Linked DNA regions of Homo sapiens: region 1 is linked to region 2. A link is an interaction called in ENCODE POLR2A ChIA-PET data of the cell type or tissue named here. Cell type or tissue: OCI-LY7. All regions are shown on one strand. Links, peaks and the distances in the headings refer to the core of each region. The heading gives the core; the rest is flanking DNA.

Region 1 (7,891 bases), core at 1,803-6,802, 100 kb before region 2:
AGGGGGTAAATGAAAATGTTCTGGAATTAGATATTAGTGATGGTTGTACAACCTTATGAATATAAGAACCACTGAATTGTACACTTTAAAATGTTGAATTTTATGGTATGTGAATTATATCTTCAAATATATATATTTGTATATATATGTCCAAAGGTAGGGGTTTCAAAATCCAAAAGCTGCCCAGGGTTCCCCGAGGCTTCTAGGAGAGCCTGAGAATAACAGAATAACTTTTCCAAGGTCTCTCAGTTAAAAAGTGGCAAAGGTGAAATGTAAACCAAAATTTGTCTGACCTTGAATATTCTGGTTTTCTACCATCTAAATGCCAAGTTCTCAGCCCCATAACTCATCAGCTTACACAGCACTCCAGCCACAGGCACTCCCAGGAATTCAATCAAAACTCCTGCCACCCCGGAAAGCCCTGGGTTGTTAGCTCAGGTTGGTTGCTTCCCTCCTAACCTCTCATTGAGGTCCTCTGCCTTGAGGAGTTGGGGTTGGGATTGAACAAGATAGGACTAGAAGAGGATACTGGAAATTTGGGTCCATGAAGCCTTTTAGGAGGTTGAGGAAGCCAGAGTGGTGCTACAGAGAAGGGTTTCAGAAATCTTGGAGGCAGAGAGAGAAGCAGGTCAGCATCTTTGTATGACTCCAGTACCTGGCAGTGTCCCACCCACAGCCTCCTGAGTCTCAGCTCATAAACCTGCAACACCAGCTCCAGCCTCTAGAGTGGCAGCTGCTGTGAGCACCAGTGCGGTGTGCCTTAGGAGCTGCAGCCCCACTTCATCTCAGAGACCCTCAGGACTGGCTCACGGTGCCTCACATCCCTGGTTAGTCACCCCAGAGGTCCAGGTCCCCCAGACACTCATTACCAGAGTCTCATGTCCTACTTTCCAGCCTTTGTACTGGCTGTTCAGTCTGCTTGGACCCCTTTCCCCAGTTACCTGTAAGGCTAAACCCCTCACCTTTAATCTCACTGCTATTATTTGAACGTCCCCTCCAAAACTCACGTTGAAATTTAGTTGCCATTGTGACGGTATTAAGAGGTAAAACTATTAAAAGGTTATTAAGCCATGAGGGCTCCATCCTCATGAGTGGATTAATGGCATTATCATAAGAGTGGGTTCATCATCTCAAGACTGTGCTGTTATAAAGCCAAGTTTAGCACTCCCTGTCTCTCACTGTCACCCTCACTTACCCTTCTGCCTTCCACCATGGGACAACACGGCACAAATATCCTTACCAGATGCCAAGACCATGCTCTTAAACTTCCCAGCTTCCTGAACTGTGAGCCAAATAAATTTTTGTTCATTATATATCATCCAGTCTGTGGTATTCTGCAATAGCAACATAAGATGGACTAAGACACTCCCTTCTGACATGGCCTATGCTGACCACTCTATTTTAAATTACATACACACAAACATATGCACACGTGTGTGCAGATACCTTTACCCCTGGCACTCCCGATTCCTCCTTACCTTAATTTACCTTGTCTTATTTTTTTTGATAGCACTTAACACCTTCCAATATTGGACATAATTTTCTTGCATGTTACTTTTGTTAGTTGTTTTCTATTTCCTCCAGCTAGAACACAAGCTCCAGAGTGGAAATCTTTGTTTTGTTTGCTAATGTAGTCCAAGCACCCAGAATAGTACATGACCTATTATAATACTCCATAAACTTGTGGAGTGAAAGAATGAATTAATGAATTAGCATTGTGTTCTGTATACACCTGATCTGCCAGGAACTCAAGGACCCACCCCATATACATATTTCCCTGAGTCCTCTGGGGTGTATGCTCTGAGCCCAGCACCAGCATCATAATCTCAGCCTTTTTCAAAGGATTTTACCTCCTCATCTCAACCCAAGCCTGGCTCATTGTTAAAAACATCACCTTGCCCACAATCACCTCGCAAAGAGGCAGTCTTTTCTCAGCTTAGGGTCCCACCCATAGCAGCCCCTTCCCTGACCACCCTATCTATTGTAGCACCCCAACTCTCTGATCCACTGTTCTCTTCTTTCAGCCCCTTCCTTCTTTCTTTTTATTAAAACACTTATTACAACATAAAATTGTTTCTTTGTCCATTTTCTTGTTTATGATCATTCTCTCTCTAGAATATGAGTGTCTTGAGGGCAGGACCATGTTTATCTGCTTCACTGTGTGTCATTAGCACTTAGCACACAGGATAGGTACTCAATGGACATATGAAGAAGGGATGAAGAGATTAAGAGGTGAGGGGTTGGAGGCATCAAGGAGAGCTGGATTTTTCCTTGTTTATTCCAAACCCTTCTGCTTTATTCAACTGCACAGGAAGAAATGATTCCATTGAGACAAAGAGTCCCCTGATTTCTTTTTAGACGGTAAAAAGAGCTTGACAATAAATGGCTAAATGGTAGATCTGGTTGTTTTTTTTTTTTTTTTTTGAGATGGAGTCTCGCTCTGTTGCCCATGATGGAGTGCAGTGGTGCCATCTCGGCTCACTACAACCTCCACCTCCCAGGTTCAAGTGATTCTCCAGCCTCAGCCTTCTGAGTAGCTGGGATTACAGGCACGCACCACCATGCCCAGCTAATTGTGTGTGTGTGTGTGTGTGTGTGTGTGTGTGTGTTTAGTAGAGATGGGTTCTTACCATGTTGGCCAGGCTGGTCTGGAACTCCTGGCCTCAAGTGATCCACCCGCCTCAGCCTCCCAAAGTGCTGGGATTACAGGCCTGAGTCACTGTACCTGGCCCTAAATGGCAGTTCTTAATATTGAAGAGGCAAGCCATAAGATCTGATAAAGAGATCTGATCATGGAACCTGGGTGTGTAGGAAAGGGGATCTTGGTCGACAGGAAACAGAAATGGCTAGCACCAAATTCAACTCTATTGGCATGCTTGCTCCCACTTGCTTGTTTAAGGGATTCACAGGGGCTGATTTGAGCATCCATCCCATGAATACAAGATGGCAACCAGAGAGCTAACTCTTCTAGTCCAAATAAGTGATAGCATTGTCTCCCTGATCTTCAAATAAATCTAGGAGTATCCCCTGAGCTATCACTCCATCGAATAGCACATCCAGAAGAGCAAGTGTGTACTGGGCCCTGGCTAAATGCTGGCCCTCCACTAAAGGCACCTTGTATAATTCTCCCCAGCTCTCATTATTCCCATTTTACAGATAAGGAGCCTGTTGAGAATGCAGTACCACATGGATTAGTACTCAGGCAGCCTGGTTCCCAAACTTGCAGGTTTCACCATTACATTTTACTGCTTCTTTTCTCTGTCATTTTCAAGGTAGAGCAACTCCATGTTGTAGTTCATTTGACATAGATAATAACTCAGCACCTCTGCACTCACCCCTAAACTGTGACTTGTATACAAAGCTGGCCCTGTAGTTATTGATGCAAGGGACGTTCTAGTTCACAACAATGAGTAGAGGTTAAAAAATAAAATAAAATAAAAATAAAAGCGGTTGCCAACAATTGCCTACATATTGCAATGGAAACCAGTCATTTTGTTCTCATTTTGTGAAAATGGGAAAAGCTACCAAGTTACCAGCAATATAAGTAGTCATGGTCAACAGGTACTTGCTGTGATTTGGAGCTCTTCCTGAGTCACCTGCTGTAAAGAAAGTGAAGTAATTGAGGATGCTTTCCTATAGAAAGGAGTTTTTACATTGCAAATATCTATCAGGGCATCACTTCTCTTTTCCAAAAATAGGACTTTTATTCCAATCTACTTTGTTCTCCTTCAAAGAGAAACTGCATTTGAATAAAAGCTCAAGTACCACCTGCAGCACTTTGGCACACGCACGCTGAAGTTATTTCTGAAATGGGGGACTGTGGGGTTGGGGCAGGAGCAAAGTGTACTTAGGATGCTCTGAATTTAAACTTAAGCCACCAAGTGTGATTCCTGTGTACCTTAAATGCCAACTCTGTGGGAAGGTTTCCTAGATGTACCATAGTCTTTTCCAAGGCCATCCCCAGAGGCAAGTGCCTGCAGTAGTCTGTATCTAACAAACACAGTATGTTTAAAAGAGGCATCAGCACAACCTAGACACTAAAAGAGTGGGGAGAGACTTTATCTTAGAACATCTAAAGCCTAGGAGGCTGAAAAATTGAAAGATGAAGGAAGAGAGATTACTACAGGAGGTCTTCTTCAAGGTGTGGGGCTCATAGCTTTTTTAAGCATCAGCAAGAAAAGGAATCAAAGAGATGCCTTCTTCTCCCTCCTACAGCTTTGAAGCTCCAGCCTTCCTAAAGCTGAAGCCCACACTGACCTTTATGAGAAAGGTAGAGCATGGTTTAGTACTTGATCTTTGTTTTGCCCTTGGAAGTAACAGCCCCACCTGCCTGTTTTCTGAAGCTGGCCTTGTCCTGCCATGGGAGTAGTTCCTTGTCTTTTCTATAGATGAGAAAGCAGATGTTAGATACTGCTCTGAGGGAGCCCTGAAAACGAGTTATAATGATCTGAGCCTCAAAAGCAAATCTAACACTCAGGCCGATCCTAAAATGACTTTGCCACCTAACTAAAGCCATATGGCCTGAGTATATTCAAACTAGATTCTTTGCCAGAGAAATTCGTTGAGAGTCAACTGTTCTCTTTAAAATCATAAGCTTCTTTAAAATTATGAAGGGGACAGTGTCCAATTCTCTCCTCTTCTGGATTATTTGGAGAGTATCCAAAATAAGGTGTCTCTGACATATTGTCTTGGGACCATCTGTAACTGAATAAACTATGGTACCTGTTAAAAATTCAGTCCTCCGCCGGGCGCCGTGGCTCTTGCGTGTAATCCCAGCACTTTGGGAGGCCAAGGCGGGCGGATCATGAGGTCAGGAGATCGAGACCATCCTGCCTAACACGGTGAAACCCCTTCTGTCCTAAAAATACAAAAAATTAGTCGGGTGGGGTGGCAGGCGCCTATAGTCCCAGCTACTCAGGAGGCTGAGGCAGGAGAATGGCGTGAACCTGGGAGGCAGAGCTTGCAGTGAGCCGAGATCACGCCACTGCACTCCAGCCTGGGCGACACAGCGAGACTGTCTCAAAAAAAAAAAAAAAATCAGTCCTCAGCCCCACCTCAAACCTCTCCCCCATCTCAGACCTACTAAGTCAGATTCTCTGGAGGTGGGGCCTGGGAATTTTTGCAAATTTAGAGGATTCTGAGACATACGAGTGTTTGGGAATTACTGGATATGAGAATTAAACACTACCACTTTCTCAGAAAAATTTGGCCCAGGTGAGATCACAAACATTTTTTTCTAGCAGCCTCATGCTATTATGTCAACAAGACACTAGGGAGTTGCAGATCCATTACAGAACAAAAGATCTGAACACAGAATGGTGGGAACCAGTTTCCTTAAATGCTTCTGCCTTGCTGATAGTACTGGTGGCTGCTTAATGATAGTTTGCTATGAACAAAAGGAGCAGAGACTGGATGTGCAGGTGAATCTGCAATTGCCATGGAAACAGCAGCCATTATCACCGGAGAGGATCCCCTCTTAGGCAATCCTGCCATTCCGTTCAAAAACCCCAGCTTCTGCTTACTTTAGATTAGAAATCATGCTTTCTTGAGGCATGCTTCTGAGGGCTTATAAATGTGTATCCAAAAAAGAAGTAAACAGAGAATCATACTGTTTTCTTCTCTTACGTATCTTCCAAAAGCATTCCAGCATAATCCAAACAGGATGGAAATTCTCATCTCTTGGCACAAATCTCATATCATCCCTTGCATGTAGGGGAATAGGAGGGGTTGAGTTTGGGGTTGAAATAATTCATTTGCCTTCTTCCTTCCCCTACTTAATTAGTAGACCTAGTAATAAATGCATCTGCACTAGGATTTTAATTAAGTTAAAATTTTAAAACATTGTTTATTTTATACTGAGTTTAGAGGAATTTTTAAAAGTGTGACTGTGATGAAAACAATGCCACACTTATGTTCTAGAAACCTAGATGTTAATATGGAGCATATCATGCACAGTAAACACTGGATCTTACATTATGCATTGAACATTTTATCTTTGCCTAAAATGGAAAAATAACAGCAACTTGAAGCATATGTGCTTATCACATAGGAAATAAAGCTCAGTAGGCTGTGTCCTCACCAAGAGAACTTTCCACGTTCCTGAGCCAGGTTTTCTTCCTTCCAGGCTCAGAAACCCAAGTGCTCTCAAAGTACATGAACCCTCCTCAGGGACAGACTCATATTCACTAAGCCCCCAAAACAGAATACCAGATTATTCATTTATAATGAGAAGTACCTCTCCCAGGAACAGGAACACTCATGGATTGTATAACCAGCCCTTCCTCCTCAGGTTGGTGGACCTACAGGGCAGGCCAAATAATATAGTGGTCAAAATGCCATTTTGTTCTTTTACAGTCAGAAAAAGAAAACTATTGTAAGAAATGGAATACTAAAAGCCCTTGTAACAGATCCATTTCCGTAGGCAAAATGACAGAGGAAGTCAGATAATAATCAAAGATTGCCTGGAGAGCAGGAAATCAGAACAAAAAGAGTTCTCCAGATAAATCCAATGCTAATGGCATCAGGCTGAGATGGCCTGAGGCTTCACCTACATGATGGGATTGGTCCCACCAATAGAAGGGGGATTATTTCATCTCCTCTGGACAATGGTTTGGAGGGTCCTGCCAACTGTTCCTTATATTTTCTATTTGTTATGACTCTAATCCCCAAGCTGACCACCATGCTCCTGATTTTCACATTATTTCTTTAGCTATGCTTAATATTAGTCAGTTCACTGTCTTGCAAGCTGAAGAACATTGTCTTTGTAATGGCTTTGCATATTCCACATTCCGTATTCTATTCTGTACCATTGTGTGGAGTTCATAGTTTAATTCCGTGCCACCTCCTTCATTTTAATTTTTTGAGAGCATCCTTTCTAAAGCTCCAGATAGGTGGGCAACATAGCTGCATACAATGTTGTATTTCTTCTGATTTGCAAGTGACTCCAGCAAGTATTTGAAAAGATAATAATAAATTCCCACTCTGTCTCTTTCTTAGCATGGATTTGGTTCAGACTGAGCTATGCTGAGCCACCTCCGAATGCCATTGCAAGGATGTCAGTAGTTCCTTGGGAGCTGCTCTCCTCCTTATTGCTTGCCTTCTCCAGTTACTGTTCATTCATCACCAGTTACTCATTAGGTGAATGCTTGTATCTTAAACTGAGAGGGCTGGGGTGAAAGAGGAGAGTTCCCTTATGCCCCTCTCAGGATGTGCAACAAGGGTGTGGCTCACTCCTTCAGTAGCCCCGCTGCTCAGACTCCTAGGGGGGCAGGTACAGAGGCAGTAGGGAGCACTTTTGGGCTCCAGCCCCTCAGCAGCGTCTATGGGTGGGGGTCTGCGACTTCCGAAGCCCCAGCGGATGTGTGTTACAGTGTGCTCTCTCAGCTTAGCCATCTACATATGGCTTGTGCTAATCAGTTCAATAAACCCTCTGCCTTATCACAAGGGCAGGGGGCCAGTGTGACAGCCTTCTGTATCCCGAGTTCTTGCCCAGTGTATCAGAAGAATTAGATCACATGTGGGCTGGAAGGATGAGTGCAAGGTTTTATGGAGTGGTAGAGGTGGCTCTCAGCAAGATGGACAGGGAGCGAGAAGCAGGGGATGGAGTGGGGAGAGTGGTCTTCCCCTGTAGCTGGGCTGCCCAGTGGCTCACTCTTCTCTGACTGCTCCAGGCTGAACTCCCCTAGGCCTCCAGGCGTCCTTCCTCTTCTCTCTTTCTCTGCCACATTGTTCTGTTGTCACTGGTCTGCTGGTTCCGACATTCAGCCACTTGTGTCTGTGCCCGCTAAGGTCTCAGGTTTATATGGGCACAGGATGGGGGGGCATGGTGGGCCAAAGTGGTCTTGGAAAATGCAACATTTGGGCATGAAAACAGGAGTGCCTGTTCTCACTT
Region 2 (7,891 bases), core at 1,171-6,170:
GATGGATGTCAGGTAGCATCTTACTGTGAATTGAATTTGTTTTCCTCTTATTGCTAGTGACATTGAACATCTTTTCCTGTTCATTGACTGTATTTGTAGTTTATTTTCTTTGAAAATTTTTTGCCATTTTTCCCATCTGGCTGATTGTGTTTTTCTTACTGATTTGTAGAAGGATTTCCCTCCTTCCCTCCCGCCCTCCCTTCCTCTCTTCCTTCCTTCCTTCCTTCCTTTAATGTTCTGGCTACCAACCCTATGTTGGCAATAGTCATTGAAAAAAATCTCCCAATCTTAGGTTTGTCTTTTCATTTTGTTTACAATAACTTTGAACATAATTTTTAATTTTAATGTAGGCTAATGTTAATCATTCCTTTTGCTTGTGATTTTTTTTGCCTTGTTTAAGGATTTCATCACTAACCCAAATTAAAAAGGTAATCTCTTTATTTTCCTGCAAAAATTTGTAAGTCTTGAGTTTCATCTTTAAGGCTTTAATCTATAATTTATTCTTATATATGGTATGAATTAGGGAATCTCATTTCATTATTTTAGTATGCATCATGTATTGACTCATTTTTTCCCCCACTGATTTTTAAATGTTAAATTTCCATTTATCTGTGAATGTACAAATTTCCACATACATGTGAATGTACTTCAAGCTTCTGTTCTGTTCTATTGGGTTTGCTGTCCTTTCCTCAATGCCTCTTTCCCTTAATTAATGTGACTTTAAAATGGTCTTGATATATGGTATGGTAACTCTCACTTTTTTTTTTGCTTTAAAATGATTTAATCATTTGTAGGCTTTTATTAGTCCATAAAACTTTTAGGATATGCTTCTTCAGTTTTGTAGAAAATCTTTATTGGTAGTTTTATTGGAATTGCTTGAATTTATAAACAAAGTTGGAGATGACAGATATTTTAATGATACTGAGTCTTCCTATCCATGAACATGATATATCTCCCTTTATTCAGTCTTCCTTTCATATTCTTCAATAATGTTTTATAATTTTCTCCATAAGGATTTTGCTATCTTTTCTTAGGTTTATTCCTATGTAACTTATCACAACTGGGATTTTTAAAATTATACATTTTAATTTGCTGTTGCTGAGAATATATAACAGGAACTGGTAAAGTTCAATAATAAGAAGACCCTAATCAAACTGAGCAAAGACTTGAACACGTCAATAAAGAAGACCTAAGAATGGCTGGGTGCAGTAGCTCATGCCTGTAATCCCAGCACTTTGGGAGGCCTAGGCAGGCAGATCACTTGAGGTCAGCAGTTTGAGACCAGCCTGGCCAACATGATGAAACCCTGTCTCCACTAAAAATACAGAAATTAGTGGTGGCACATGCCTTTAATCCCAGCTACTTGGGAGGCTGAGGTAGGAGAATCGGTTGAACCGGGATGGCGAAGGTTGCAGTGAACCAAGACTGTGCCACTGCACTCCAACCTGGGCGACAGAGTGAGACTCTGTCTCGGAAAAAAAAGAAGACATAAGAATGGCCAATAAGCACGTGGAATAGTGCTCAATATTTTTAGTTATCAGGATAGTGAAAAAACCACTGTAAGACACCATTAAACACACACATCATTAAACACACACAAGAATGGCTAAAATAAGACATACCTTATGTTGGCTGGAACTCCTATATGGTCCTGGAGGGCATAAAGTGATATAAACACTTAGGAAAACTGTGGGTATGTTATAAAGTTAAGCATTCACCCACCTATGACCAAGCAATCCCACTCCTAGGTATTTAAGAGAAATAAAAGTAACATTTACAAAATGGTTGTAAACATATGCTTTTATTCAACCAAAGTTATTGTAAACAAAATGAAAAGACAAGCACAAGACTGGAAGTTTTTTCAATGAATATTACCAACAAAGGGTTGAATATTTAGAAGAATATTAAAGAATATTTATAAAAGCTTTATTCAAAATAGCTCAAACTGGAAACTGAAATGTCCATCAACAGGAGAATGGAGATATATATATTGTGGTATATTCATATAAGGGAATACTACTCATCAATAAAAAAGAACAGTACGAATTAATCTTATGTTTGCATGAAGTTCAAAGACAGGCAAAGCTAAACTACAGTGGTAGAAATCCTAACAAGTAATTGCCTATGAGATAGTGGGAATTGACAGTAAGGGGGTTCAAGGAAACTTTCCAAGGTGTTGAAAATGTTTTATATCTTGATTGGAGTGTTGGTTGTGGATGTATATGTTTATCAAAACTCATTGAATTGTACATTTTATTGTATGTCAATTTCACATCTTTTTTTAAAAAAAATTGGAAATGTGGACACTCTTGAAATCTTTTTTTTCCACATTTTATTGAGAAATGCCATTGCCTTCTGCTCTGATTATCTTGTGAAATCTTTCATTATTCTTGTTAGAGACTAAAACCAGGTTACATTTTCATAATTGTGGGGCATAAATGGTACTGCTTTTAATAATACTACTTGAAAAAAAGCCAAAGACTAGTCAAGCTCTAGTGTTAAAAGTCTATTTTATGTTTTTAGCCAGTACTATATATTTTAATTTATGGGTTTCAGAAACTCAATACTTGTATACATAACATTTGCTGTTTTTTTTTGAAACTGTGTCTCACTCTGTCACCAAGACTGGAGTGCGGTGGTACGATCTGAGCTCACTGCAACTTCTGCCTCCCAGGTTTGAGCGATTCTCATGCCTCAGCCTCCCAAGTATCTGGGACTACAGGTGTGCACCACCATGCCTGGCTAATTTTTGTATTTTTAATAGAGACGGGTTTTACCATGTTGGCCAGGCTGAACTCCTGGCCTCATGTGATCTGCCCACCTGGGCCTCCCAAAGTGCCAGGATTACAGGCATGAGCCTCCATGCCTGGCCAAATGATCTTTAGGTGCCACCCCTATTATATTATTTTTCATTAGCACTATTGCTTCAGCATTTTTGAACCTAATATATATTGTAGCCAGCAGTGTTCTAAGCCTTGGGGATACAGTAATGAAGCAGACAGACAAGGAAAGACCCTGCCCTCATGGAGCTTATAATGTAGCGAAGGAGGAGACAGACAATAAACATAAAACAGGTCTCTTTTGCCAGCTCTGGAGAAAAGGAAACGGGATGATACCATGGAAAGGAACAAGAGGGGCAACTTTAAACTGGGTGTTCAGGGAAAAGCTTCCTGAGAGGGGGTTATTTGAGCTGAGACTGGAATGGCAGGAATATCTTCATTCTGGGAGTTGTATGAGGAAGGCTTTGAATATGGGTATTTTCTATAACCGTACTCTTATTAGTAGGCCAACCTTAATCACATCCCTGATTATTCTCTCAGTTGCTCTTCATTTCAAAGTCTCCCTCCTGCCTTTTCCCATTTGTTTCTCCCAAATTACCCTTCTCTGGAGCTGTTTTGTTGTGACTTTATAGACATGTAGCAATTTGAACTCTTTGCAGCTTCCAGCTTTTCCGGTGTTCTTAGCCTAGTTTGGATTGTTTACTCTTACAAGCAGAACATTGGTCTCCATAAATCTGCTCTTTGCATGAATCTGACCGTACAGACTTAAAAGAGACAGTTTTGTGTATGGAGAAGCAGAAAGTGAATTTATATCGTCTTGACAGTGGCGTTTCCCACTCCTTTCTACTTAACTCTGAGCCCACATTTAAAATCCTGAAAGTATTTGGGAACGTTTTTCTTGACATTGTTACTGCCTCAAATCTCTGTGTAGTTTTATAAAAACTTAGTCATTTTAGGATTTTTCTAGCTGAAACTGTATTTTTCTCTCTTTTTCTAAGAGGGCATTGTTGGTAAAATCCTCATGAATTAAGAACTGGAGACTCATGTTCATTCACAAGCAAAAATATGTTTTTTTCTAATTTAATCATTCTATTACTTTCATGTTCTAAAGTGTCAGTTATATTTTGAGGAATTCGGTTAGTAAATATAAAGAAAGTCTTTGAAGTTGGCACTTTGTAAAAGCAGAAGGAGCATCGATATTTCGTCTTACTCTGCCCCACCTCCAGCCGTAATCCACGTGTCTGAGTGGGTTGGACACCTGATCTCTGTGCTTCTTTGCTGTATAATCAAAAAGGAAGAAGAAAAGTGGTCTCCCAAGTGCTGGCTTCTCAAACAGCTCCCGTTATGTCTCATAAGAAGTGCCTTGAGGTACATGGTTCATAATCTGTGTCTCCTTGAGACCAAGACCATGAAGCCTTGGAGGGTACCCGCCAACTATTATTCTGTCCTTGTACCTTTGAGCCCCTTCACAGGCTGAATCTCAACAAATTCCTAGGCACTGTGTATCTAGAAATACATAGTATTTCAAGGGCTTACAAGACAGTGATGAGTAAAGTATCTCTGAGTATTAATAATTGTGGTCAAGGTTCAGTACCTTTTAACAAAAATGTAGAAAATAAGTGGTCCTTTTCAATACCAGAAATTATGTATGTATTAAAAGTTTGCAAGTTGTGTGTGTTAGGTTAATCAGAAAAATTTTCAAGTTTTGTTGTTTATTTGCCTGTTTGCTGTTGACCTTTTAAAAAAGTTAATTATTCCTTGGTTCAAGGGTGAGCCTTACTTCACTTTAATTTTTGAAGCACAGGCATAAGAGAAATTCATTTATTCTGCACTAAATATTTACTCTGTCAAAAATAATTATCTTACATGGTTTCAATTTACACAGTTTCTAGAATATTTTATTTAGACAGTTAACAGATTCAGAAAGTGTTTGTTGCTAGAAAAGGTGATTAATGGGCGGATAAGGATGCTAAAATTATTCAGCTGAATCCAAGATTATTGTGTATATTTCACTTAGGGTATACGAACACTTTTCTGCAAAAGGCTAATTTAACTAACACAGCTCCAGTGTAGATAGGGTAGTTTGTTTTTTATTTTTGTTTGCTCGGGGTGTGTGTATGTGTGTGTGTGTGTGTGTGTGTGTGTGTGTGTGTGTGTGTGTGTGTGTGTGTGTTTATGACTGCAGATCACAGCTCAGGGCTCTTGTTTCTTTAACTTGGAGTTTCCCTCCCAGGAGTATGCTCAGAGATGCAAACTGTGTGTACTGCTATCAACCTTTTAGTTTCATAGATTATCTTAGGTTTTTTAGTCTTCTACTGGATTTCTCTTTCACCTGCGGTATTTCTAAATTAGGTAGCTACTTGCAGGGTGTAAGTCTTTGAAGCCATTGTATTTGAAAATACAACTAGACTTAATAAGCTCTTCAAGGGCAGGGACTCTCTTACAATTCCAGTGCCCAGCATCCACACTCAATACAGCAACAAAATTAATGGGGAGAGGGAGACTTGCTCTGTTTCCTTGCAGAGTTTATTGATGCATTCTGCAGGTATTTACTCAGCACCTTTATCTGCCAGGCACTGTGATAGGCATTGGGCATGAAGAGGTGAGCAGATAAGCAGTTCCTGCTGGCCTGGTGCAGAACTCCGTCCAGCAGGTATGGGAGGCTGTTTTCACTGCTGAGATAGAGACTTCTTCGGTTTATCCAAAGTAATGGAGGATTTTTCTTGTAAGGACACGGAAGGATTAAAGAAGACTTGAATCAGTTACACTTCTGGGTCTCTTGGGAGCGTAGGAACTAAACGAATCTAGTGGAATATAGTTTGGCAACAGAAGATATCTCTGGTTATACAAGCACGAAGATATTCATAGGAACATAGGACTCAGTGTTCCACTGCAGTAGTGTTGGGGAGAAAGTCAAACCTTATATAAATATTTTTGTCTTTTTTCCTTGGGGATTCACTAAGATCTTAGGTTATATTCTCTTAAAAATGCTAGGATTTTACTCTGTTCTTAAATCATATTGTTTGTTTCTCCAGGCATACAATATGTTTCCTATTTTTTCGTTCTATCCTAGTCTCTAGTTTTCTCTCTATGTGGGGTGTGTGTGTGTGTGTGTGTGTGTGTGTGTGTATTCACCAAATATCCACAGAATAAGAAAATCTAAAGGTAAAAACCAAAAGTCTGAGAAAATTTAATTTGACTTGTCACATTTTAAGATACCTTCATCTGTTAACATTTTTTGGGAATTTGTATTGCTGTGTATTTTTTATATTTAAAAAGTGGTAATATTAGTTTACACTAAATAAGCGTCAGTCTCTTACATTTGAATAGGAATTTATAGTTGACAGGTACATCCAAAGATGTTTAGGTTTTTTTTGTTTTTGAGATGGAGTACCGCTCTGTTGCCCAGGCTGGAGTGCAGTGGCAGGATCTCCACTCACTGCAACCTCTGACTTCTGGGTTCAAGCAATTCTCTTGCCTCAGCCTTCCGAGTAGCTGGGATTACAGGTGCTCACCACCACGCCCGGCTAATTTTTTTTTTAATTTTTAGTATAGAGATGGGGTTTCTCTTATGTTGGCCCGGCTGGTCTTGAACTCCTGACTTCAGGTGATCTGCCTACCTCGGCCTCCCTAAGTGCTGGGATTACAGGCGTGGGCCACCGTGCCTGGCCAGGTTTTTTTCTTCAGAAAAACCCCCTGAAAGAAGGAGGGCAGATTTTACTCTCCATATATCACAAGTTGAAAATTTAAGTCAAGGTTACATGGTTCATCTACGCCATCAGAAGGCAATGTGGCCAGTATTAGAGCCCAAGGCTCCTGTCTGCCACTTGGGTGGTCTGTCCATGCCCCATGCTTCACCCCCTCCCTGCCAGTGATGTGGAAGGTCGGGATGTTGGCGGTGCCCATCGTCACCTTCCTGCTCCCCTTCCCTGACTTACTTTCCTGAGAGAGAGGACCAGGCATAGCTTGGCCAGATGCACATTTCTTTATTTCCAGCAAGGCCTCCACCCTGAATCCCAGCCTTCTTCTCTATTTTGGTAATTAGACTAAAAAGCTTAGAAAAATGATGAAGGTGACCGTTAACTTGCTGAAAGTTTGTACAGGAAACATTTGTGTTTCATCCCTGCAAGTGGAAATGGAGGGATATGGGCATGAGAGATTGGATTTTTGGTGATTGTTCTCAAAACCCAGTATTTACCTTAATTACTGCATACCACTTGCTTGGTGCACCCATCTTCTTAACTGTCCAATCCTATGCCCCATTTACTGTCAGAAAATGAAAATCATAGACTTACAACCTGTCTACTCACGATTTAGAAATTGATAGAATGTCTAGCAAAAATATCAAGGAGAAATAAATTAAAATAATTTATAGCAAGTAAAATGTATTTCAGTAGGTATGTGTTTCAGCATGTACTCAAGAAGACAGTGTAGTTAGATTGTCCCACCTAGATGTGGAGGCTCTATGAATATAAAAGCTGCAAACGGAGTCTGATCAAAAAGCATTGTACTAGGAATCCAAATACCATAAGGAGCATTGTAGTAGTCGCATGGTTTTCTGAAATGATGAACATCTATTAGTAAAATTCCAAACAAAGCAAGAAACAAAACCCAAATTTGATGTTGTCATTGTGTTGTAGAAAATTTGATGTATATTAAAACTGCATAAATGAATCAAGTGTATATAAAGAGCTGTATTAGGATTTAGGCCCAGATGGTTATAAATGGACTTTTTTTTGCCAATGTGAATGCCCAGTGGGATGTTTTAAAAGTTATGCAGGACAAAAGTTGAAGGTTGCAGGACAGTTCTTTGTTGTGCAGGATTGTTGTGGAGTTTGCCTGACAAAAGCCAAGGAAGGGTGTCCTCTGAATTACCGTGACAATCAAAATTGCCCCCACAAATTTAGAAAACATCTTCTAGATAGCGATGCCACCTTTGTGGAAAACCTTTACCTTAAACACTTCAGAAAGACACAGAAACCTAAGGACCCCAGGAAAACAAAGACTTCCCGACCTTTTAAACCAGGAGCTCATAGTCCTGTGGCTTCATCGTCTAAAGAGGCTGGAGGGGGCAGGGGGGCAGAGAATGTCTACTATATTTTTGCCCCAAG

Evidence for each region. Peaks named below come from ENCODE experiments on the same cell type or tissue, not always from the same donor. Only the 100,000 strongest peaks of a DNase experiment are listed, where the experiment ranks them.
Region 1: POLR2A ChIA-PET joins it to region 2 with 7 read pairs; 3 of 35 experiments call an interaction of 5 or more read pairs at or near these places.

Annotation. Positions count from the first base shown.
Region 1 is chr7:106,959,233-106,967,123 of GRCh38, forward strand. No RefSeq gene overlaps it. Among named protein-coding and RNA genes, the nearest start is that of PRKAR2B, 82 kb to the right of the region's middle. In OCI-LY7, for the core only: no CTCF peak of the experiment used is centred there; a DNase peak (open chromatin) is centred at 3,699; H3K4me3 peaks cover 1,795 bases; H3K27ac peaks cover 2,059 bases.
Region 2 is chr7:107,060,425-107,068,315 of GRCh38, forward strand. The region is part of intron 1 of PRKAR2B (protein kinase cAMP-dependent type II regulatory subunit beta); the gene reads left to right. It overlaps PRKAR2B-AS1 (PRKAR2B antisense RNA 1), which reads right to left. Exons shown (of 4, transcript XR_007060469.1): 3 at 6,979-7,046; 4 at 3,899-4,058. Among named protein-coding and RNA genes, the nearest start is that of PRKAR2B-AS1, 15 kb to the right of the region's middle. In OCI-LY7, for the core only: no CTCF peak of the experiment used is centred there; DNase peaks (open chromatin) are centred at 4,047, 5,037 and 5,394; H3K4me3 peaks cover 2,541 bases; H3K27ac peaks cover 3,159 bases.